Regions from separate parts of the Homo sapiens genome. Here region 1 is linked to region 2. The links are chromatin loops, found by intact Hi-C in ENCODE. Cell type or tissue: heart left ventricle. All regions are shown on one strand. Each heading gives the region's core, and the rest is flanking DNA. Links, peaks and the distances in the headings are about the cores only.

The links. A loop is a pair of places that touch in the nucleus more often than their neighbours do. Peaks named below come from ENCODE experiments on the same cell type or tissue, not always from the same donor. Only the 100,000 strongest peaks of a DNase experiment are listed, where the experiment ranks them.
Region 1: a loop joins it to region 2, with 2.0 times the contacts of the local background. A loop is called at or near these places in 3 of 110 quality-filtered maps.

Annotation. Positions count from the first base shown.
Region 1 is chr7:112,013,362-112,016,278 of GRCh38, forward strand. All of the region lies in intron 1 of DOCK4 (dedicator of cytokinesis 4), which reads right to left. Among named protein-coding and RNA genes, the nearest start is that of DOCK4, 190 kb to the right of the region's middle. In heart left ventricle, for the core only: no CTCF peak of the experiment used is centred there; no DNase peak of the experiment used is centred there.
Region 2 is chr7:111,952,299-111,955,215 of GRCh38, forward strand. All of the region lies in intron 8 of DOCK4 (dedicator of cytokinesis 4), which reads right to left. It also overlaps the pseudogene RNA5SP237. Among named protein-coding and RNA genes, the nearest start is that of DOCK4-AS1, 150 kb to the left of the region's middle. RefSeq lists an enhancer at 1-315. In heart left ventricle, for the core only: a CTCF peak has its summit at 1,534 (motif pointing right); a DNase peak (open chromatin) is centred at 2,461; H3K27ac peaks cover 602 bases.

The DNA.
Region 1 (2,917 bases), core at 205-2,704, 61 kb after region 2:
AATACCAATTTTTACCGGCTCTGGCCATTGACACCTAGTCAAAAACTATTTCTCAAGGAGATAGGGGAGCCAGTGAACAGTTCAACGGAGAAATAGAGGAACAAAGTCCAAAGTTCTTTCAAAATCTAGCTCCTGCATAGTTTTCCAATCTCACCCTTTACAACTCCCCACTCAACAGTCCCACTGAACCTCTCTTATCTATGCCTTTCCCATTGCTTTTCCCTCCACTTGACATGTGGGCCTCTTACTCCTGTCCCCTTAACAGGTCTTCTTCAAAACAACGCAAGCATCCTCCTCGGTCACACGTGTCCATGTGAAGAGACCAGCAAACAGGTTTTGTATGAGCAATAAAGCTTTTGCAAGTCACAGGGGTTACAACTGCTGAGCTTCGGCTCAGAGGCCTGACATCCTCAAGGAAGGCTTAGTCTGTACCCTAACTCCACTGCACCAATCCCCTTTAAGTCCCTCCATCCTCAAGGAAGGCTTAGCCTGTACCCTAACTCCACCACACCAATCCCATTTACGTCCCTCCAACACTGATTATACTCACTCACCACCTCTACTTCTGCGGCTCCTTTATGTTCCCAATACCCGGCACAATGCATGACACCTAGTGGGTACTCAACAAGTGTCAGTTAAATATATAATGGGATGAAATCACCAAGGTGTGCAGTTGACTTATTTATTAAATTAATATTTAATGGTTACTCTCCATGTGCCAGTATTGTGCTAGGCACTGGGAATACAATGGTGAAGATAACACTTTGCACTGGTGTTGAGTTATTAAGTCATGAGAAAGAAGTTTCCTACGTTTTCTGTTTGCTACAAAACACAGTTCAGAATGTGTAGATGGACAACTCTTCAGGTGCTTGGATTTTGTCACTTGGTCATTCAATTAGCACTTCTTTTATGCGCATTTAATCCATTTTATTAGTTTTTATCAAATTTATCAATTTCTACCATCGGTAGGAATTTTGTTACCTCAATAAGACTAAACACATCTTTAAGGAAGGGACTAGTATTCCAACCAGCAGAGCACCTAGAAATGAGGATCTCTTAATTGTTCAGCAAATACCACAAAAGCGAACTGGAAGATAGGGACCCAGCCCCAACACACACCATCTTAAAGTGCTGATGTACTCTCCTACCAAAAAGCATTCTCAAAACCATGACTCACATGTGCTGAGGTCTGCTTTCAGGCTAGTTCTCCTTCTACACCTCACAGAGTTCTACACCTCTGTGTTTTATATTGCCAGAGATTTTTAAATGTACACAGCAAACAGATACACTTATAGTTAGTTCTATTATTCTTATGTGGAAAAAAATTAAGCCCACTGCCTTTTTTTAACTTTTAATTTTGAATTAATTTCAGATTTATAAGAAAGTTACAAAAATAAGCCAGGCGTGGTGGTGTGTGCCTGTGGTCCTGGCTATTCAAGAGGTTGAGGTAGAAGGATTGCTTGAGCCCAGGTGTTCCAGGCTGCAGTGAGCTATGATCACACCACTGCACTCCGGCCTGAGAAACAGAGTGAGATCCTGTCTCGAAAGGAAGAAAGAGAAAAGGAAGAAAAGAAAGGAAGAAAGAAGAATTGTCAGAGGTATTCAAACCAGAGTGACTCCATATTGAACAGAGGCTGGGAAAAATAAGACTGAGACCTACTGGGTGGCATTCCCAGGAGGTTGGGCATTCTTAGTCATAGGATGAATTAGGATGTTGGCAGGGCTAAAATACAGGTCATTAGGACATTGCTGATAAAATAAGATGTGGTAAAGAACTGAAACCCACCAAAACCAAGATGGCAACGAAACTGACCTCTGGTGGTCCTCACTTCATTATACGCTAGTTATAATGCATTAGCATGCTAAAACACACTCCCACCAGCACCAGGACAATTTACACATGTTATGGCAACATCTGGAAGTTACCCTACATGGTCTAAAGGGGAAGAACCCTCAGTTCTGGGAATTGCCCATCCCTTTCCTTGGTAACTCCAAGAATAATCCACTCTTGGTTTAGCATATAATCAAGAAATAACCATAAAAATAGCCAGCTAGCAGCCCTCAGGGCTGCTCTGTCTATGGAGTAGCCATTCTTTTATCTCTACTTCTCCAATAAACTTGCTTTCACTTTGCTCGGTGGACTTGCCCTGAATTCTTTCTTGCTTGAGATCCAAGAACCCTCTCTTGGGGTCTGGATCAGGACCCCTTTCTGGTAACAGAAGGAAAGAAAAGAAGAAAGTAACACAAATAGTATAAAGATATATTCTTAAATAAGCTTCAGCAAATGTGAAGCTCTTAAATAAATATAGTACATTTACCAAAACCAGGAAGTTAATGTTGAAAAAATATACTGTCTTAGTCCATTTTGTGCTGCTGTAACAGAATATCACAGGCTGGGTAATTTATAAAGAAATTTAATTCTCACAGTTCTGGAAGCTAGCAAGTCCAAGATCAAGGTACTGGCATTGTGCTAAGAGCCTTTCTGCTTTGTCTTCACATGGTGGAAGGACGAAGAACATGAGTGTAAACTACCCAAACACAGCCTGAAGCCTCTTTGAATAGGGCCTTAATCCCATTAACAAGGGAGGAGTCCCCATGGTCCAATCATTTCTTAAGGTCCCACCTCTTAATACTGTCTTTTTGGCAACACCTGAGTTTTTAAAAGGATTACATTTCAACATAAGTTTTGGAGGGGACAAAAACATTTAAACCATAACTTATACTATTAACTATTCTCCAGTTCATATGCAAATTTCACCACTTGTCCAACTAATGTCATCTTTGTCCTGTCCAGGATTGCACATTTAGTTGTTACATTTTCTTAGTCTCTTCCCATATTGGACTGTTTCTCAGTATTTGTCTTTCATGACTTTGGCTACTTTTAAGGATATTGGCCATTTATTTTGCAGAGTATCTC
Region 2 (2,917 bases), core at 149-2,648:
GTTCTTCCTGGTCATGCAAATAATATAGGAGGCACAGTAGGGATCTGAAGGTCCTGATGGCTTCTCTTCTGTTTCTCAGTAGGATGCTTCTGTCCTCTGTGCCTCCTTGTAAACCACTCAGTAGAAGTAACCCTTCAGTTGGGAAGGCCAATATCAAAAATTTTGACATTTTACATGAAATATATTTTTATATTTCACATAAAAATTGTTCTATCTTTCTGCATGGATTTATATTTATCACTTTTATAGTTCACCTCACATAAGAAGTAAAACTGTCTAGTGATTCAATGAGCATGAAAGTTACACAACATGTACTTTTATCCAAAAATATATGACTGGGTAATATCTTCGGTTGAAACATGTTGTGAGAAAGATTAGCAAGCTAATCAATCCACAAAAAATTACAAAGAACGCTTGTAAAATAATTTTCAACAGTTAAATATCATTGAAATAGATTTATGGTCTCCAAGAAGAACAATAACAACAGAGAACACATTTAGACGGTCATGTTCTATTAAACTAATTGGAAAAACAACTGTCATTTTTTTTATACTCAAACCAATTTTACAAAAACAAAAACAAAAACAAAAATCCCATGTAGCATATCTGAAAAAGCAGTCATTTGTCTTAAATTGAACTATGCTAATCTGGGCACAGTGACTCACGCCTGAAATCCCAGCACTTTGGGAGGCAGAAACAGGCAGATCACTTGAGCCTCGGAGTTCAAGATCAGCCTGGGCAACAGGGTGAAACCTTGTCTCTACAAAAAATTTAAAAAATTAGCCCGGTGGGGTGGTGCATGCCTGTGATCCCAAGTACTCAGGAGACACAGGTGGGAGGATCACTTGAGCCCAGGAGGCAGAGGTTGCAATGAGCTGATATCTGGGATAACAGAATGAGACCTTGTCTTAAAAAAAAAAAAAATTAACTACGCTGTTTGAAGAGTGTGAGGATAACAATTAATACCCATTCTACACTGAGTAGGTGTGAAGGGAGACACACCAGAAGCTAAGGGGTGGTAAGATGGACGAAGGAATAATGAGAAGAGCTAAGAGGATGGTTCCAGGGTGCAGTGCTGACCCTAGAGCCTCTCCCTAAAAGGCAATAGAATACAAACGTAAGGTGATCTGAATTGTTTCTATTTCACTGCTTCTCCTGCATTCTGTCAAATGTTTTCTGATTGCCTAACAGTGTAAGATATGTCCAATAATCTGCTGTGGGAGACCAGAATACGGCACCCCAAAATATACTTCTTTGGCATAAGAATTGTTGAGCTAAAGGCAATTAAGAAGTAGGTGCTGTAAAGCTCTCTGCCTTCCCTCTAATTGCCTAAAGGCAATGCATAGATTTACAAAAACAAAAAGAATCTTGCCTCTCTTAGACCATGTAAGTACTAACAGGCCTGGCCTTGCTTAGTTTCTGAGATCAAACAAGATCAGGCACATTCAGGGTGGCATGGTCATGGGCCTGCCCCTTCTTCTACCAGGGAGAACAAAGGTTAACCACAGATGACAATTTTAAACGTTACAGGCCTGGAGATGGCACCAGAGGTATCCCTACCAACACTCTTTATCAACTAGCCTTTGTCTGCCAGTTATTTGCCTTCCTAGAAGTTGCCTCCCTAGAGACTTCAAGTCCTGTTTGGTCTTGTCATTTCTCCAAAATGTACTGTTCTTTCTTGAAGACACTATATAAGCTGGAATTCAAAGCCACCTCTTTGAGAATTTCTCATTCCCTATGTATTAATATATCTCATTTATGTATGAAATATACATGTTAGTAAACTTCTGTTTTTCTCTTTTTAATTTGTCTTTTGATAAAGAGGACCATTCCAACTAAGAATGTATGAGTGTTAAAGAAAAAATTATTTTCCTTCCCAAAACTGTGAAGAGAGCTGTTACTGTGGTCTCGCCTAGAATAACAAAGGACAATTCAGAAAAGCTCAGGCCGCACTATAAATTGCTCTATTTATGCCCCCAAGAAACCAGTGCTACCTCTGTCCAGGCAAGATACTTTGGGAAGCAGCTGGAAGGTGTGCTGGCAGTTCTGCAGTGGCCGCTGGACTACGGGGCTTTGGTGCTTATGATGGCAGAGATGAAGGACATTCGAATAGATGCCCTATGTACAGGGAATGATCAGTGGTAAACAGAAGAGACCCAAGGGCCTTCTAATTCAGTGGTTCCCAACTGAAAGATTCTCCCCAGGGCCTGAAAGCTTAAGGGAATGAATAACTCCTCCCTCCTCAGGCCCAGTCCCAAGGCGCAAGACCCAGCAGCGTGCGTCAGCAAGATAGCAGAAGCAGGAAGAGAGGTGGCCGGAAGACACATACCCCCTGAAGATGGAGAGGGAGACTGTCCGGGTACTACGTAGCTGTCATGTCAGACTGGGACACTTCCTGTTTACAGAGGGCTATAAAACCCCTGCCCCGTCCTCACATGGGGCTGATGCCATTTTAGGCCTCGGCCTGTCTGCACCCAGGCGCTCATTAAAACAGGGTACTGCTCCACACTGCCTTGTGTTGTTTGTTGGCGTGCTCTCAGGGTTCGAACCGATACAAAGAGCCTCGCACCAACCTGATTGTGTACAATATTCTCCTGGTGAGCTGTATAAAGCCCAGGCCCCACCCTGGAGATCCTGATTGACTGGGTCAGGATGGACCTAAAAGCTTCCTGTTTGTTTAAAGCCCAGCCATGTTAAAGGACCACTGTTTTTACCCAAAAGCCCTAGTCTTAATTAATCAGAATTGCTGACTGTTTTATGATAGTCATGTATACCAGAAAACAGGCAATGTACGCCTGGTATCTTAGGGTCGAAGACTTTTCCCCTCTTCCTCCCAACCACATGAGAACACAAATGACAGAGTTTTTCCTTGGCAATAAATGAAAGCAACTTCTCAAGCAAGTCTTCCTAGATAAGA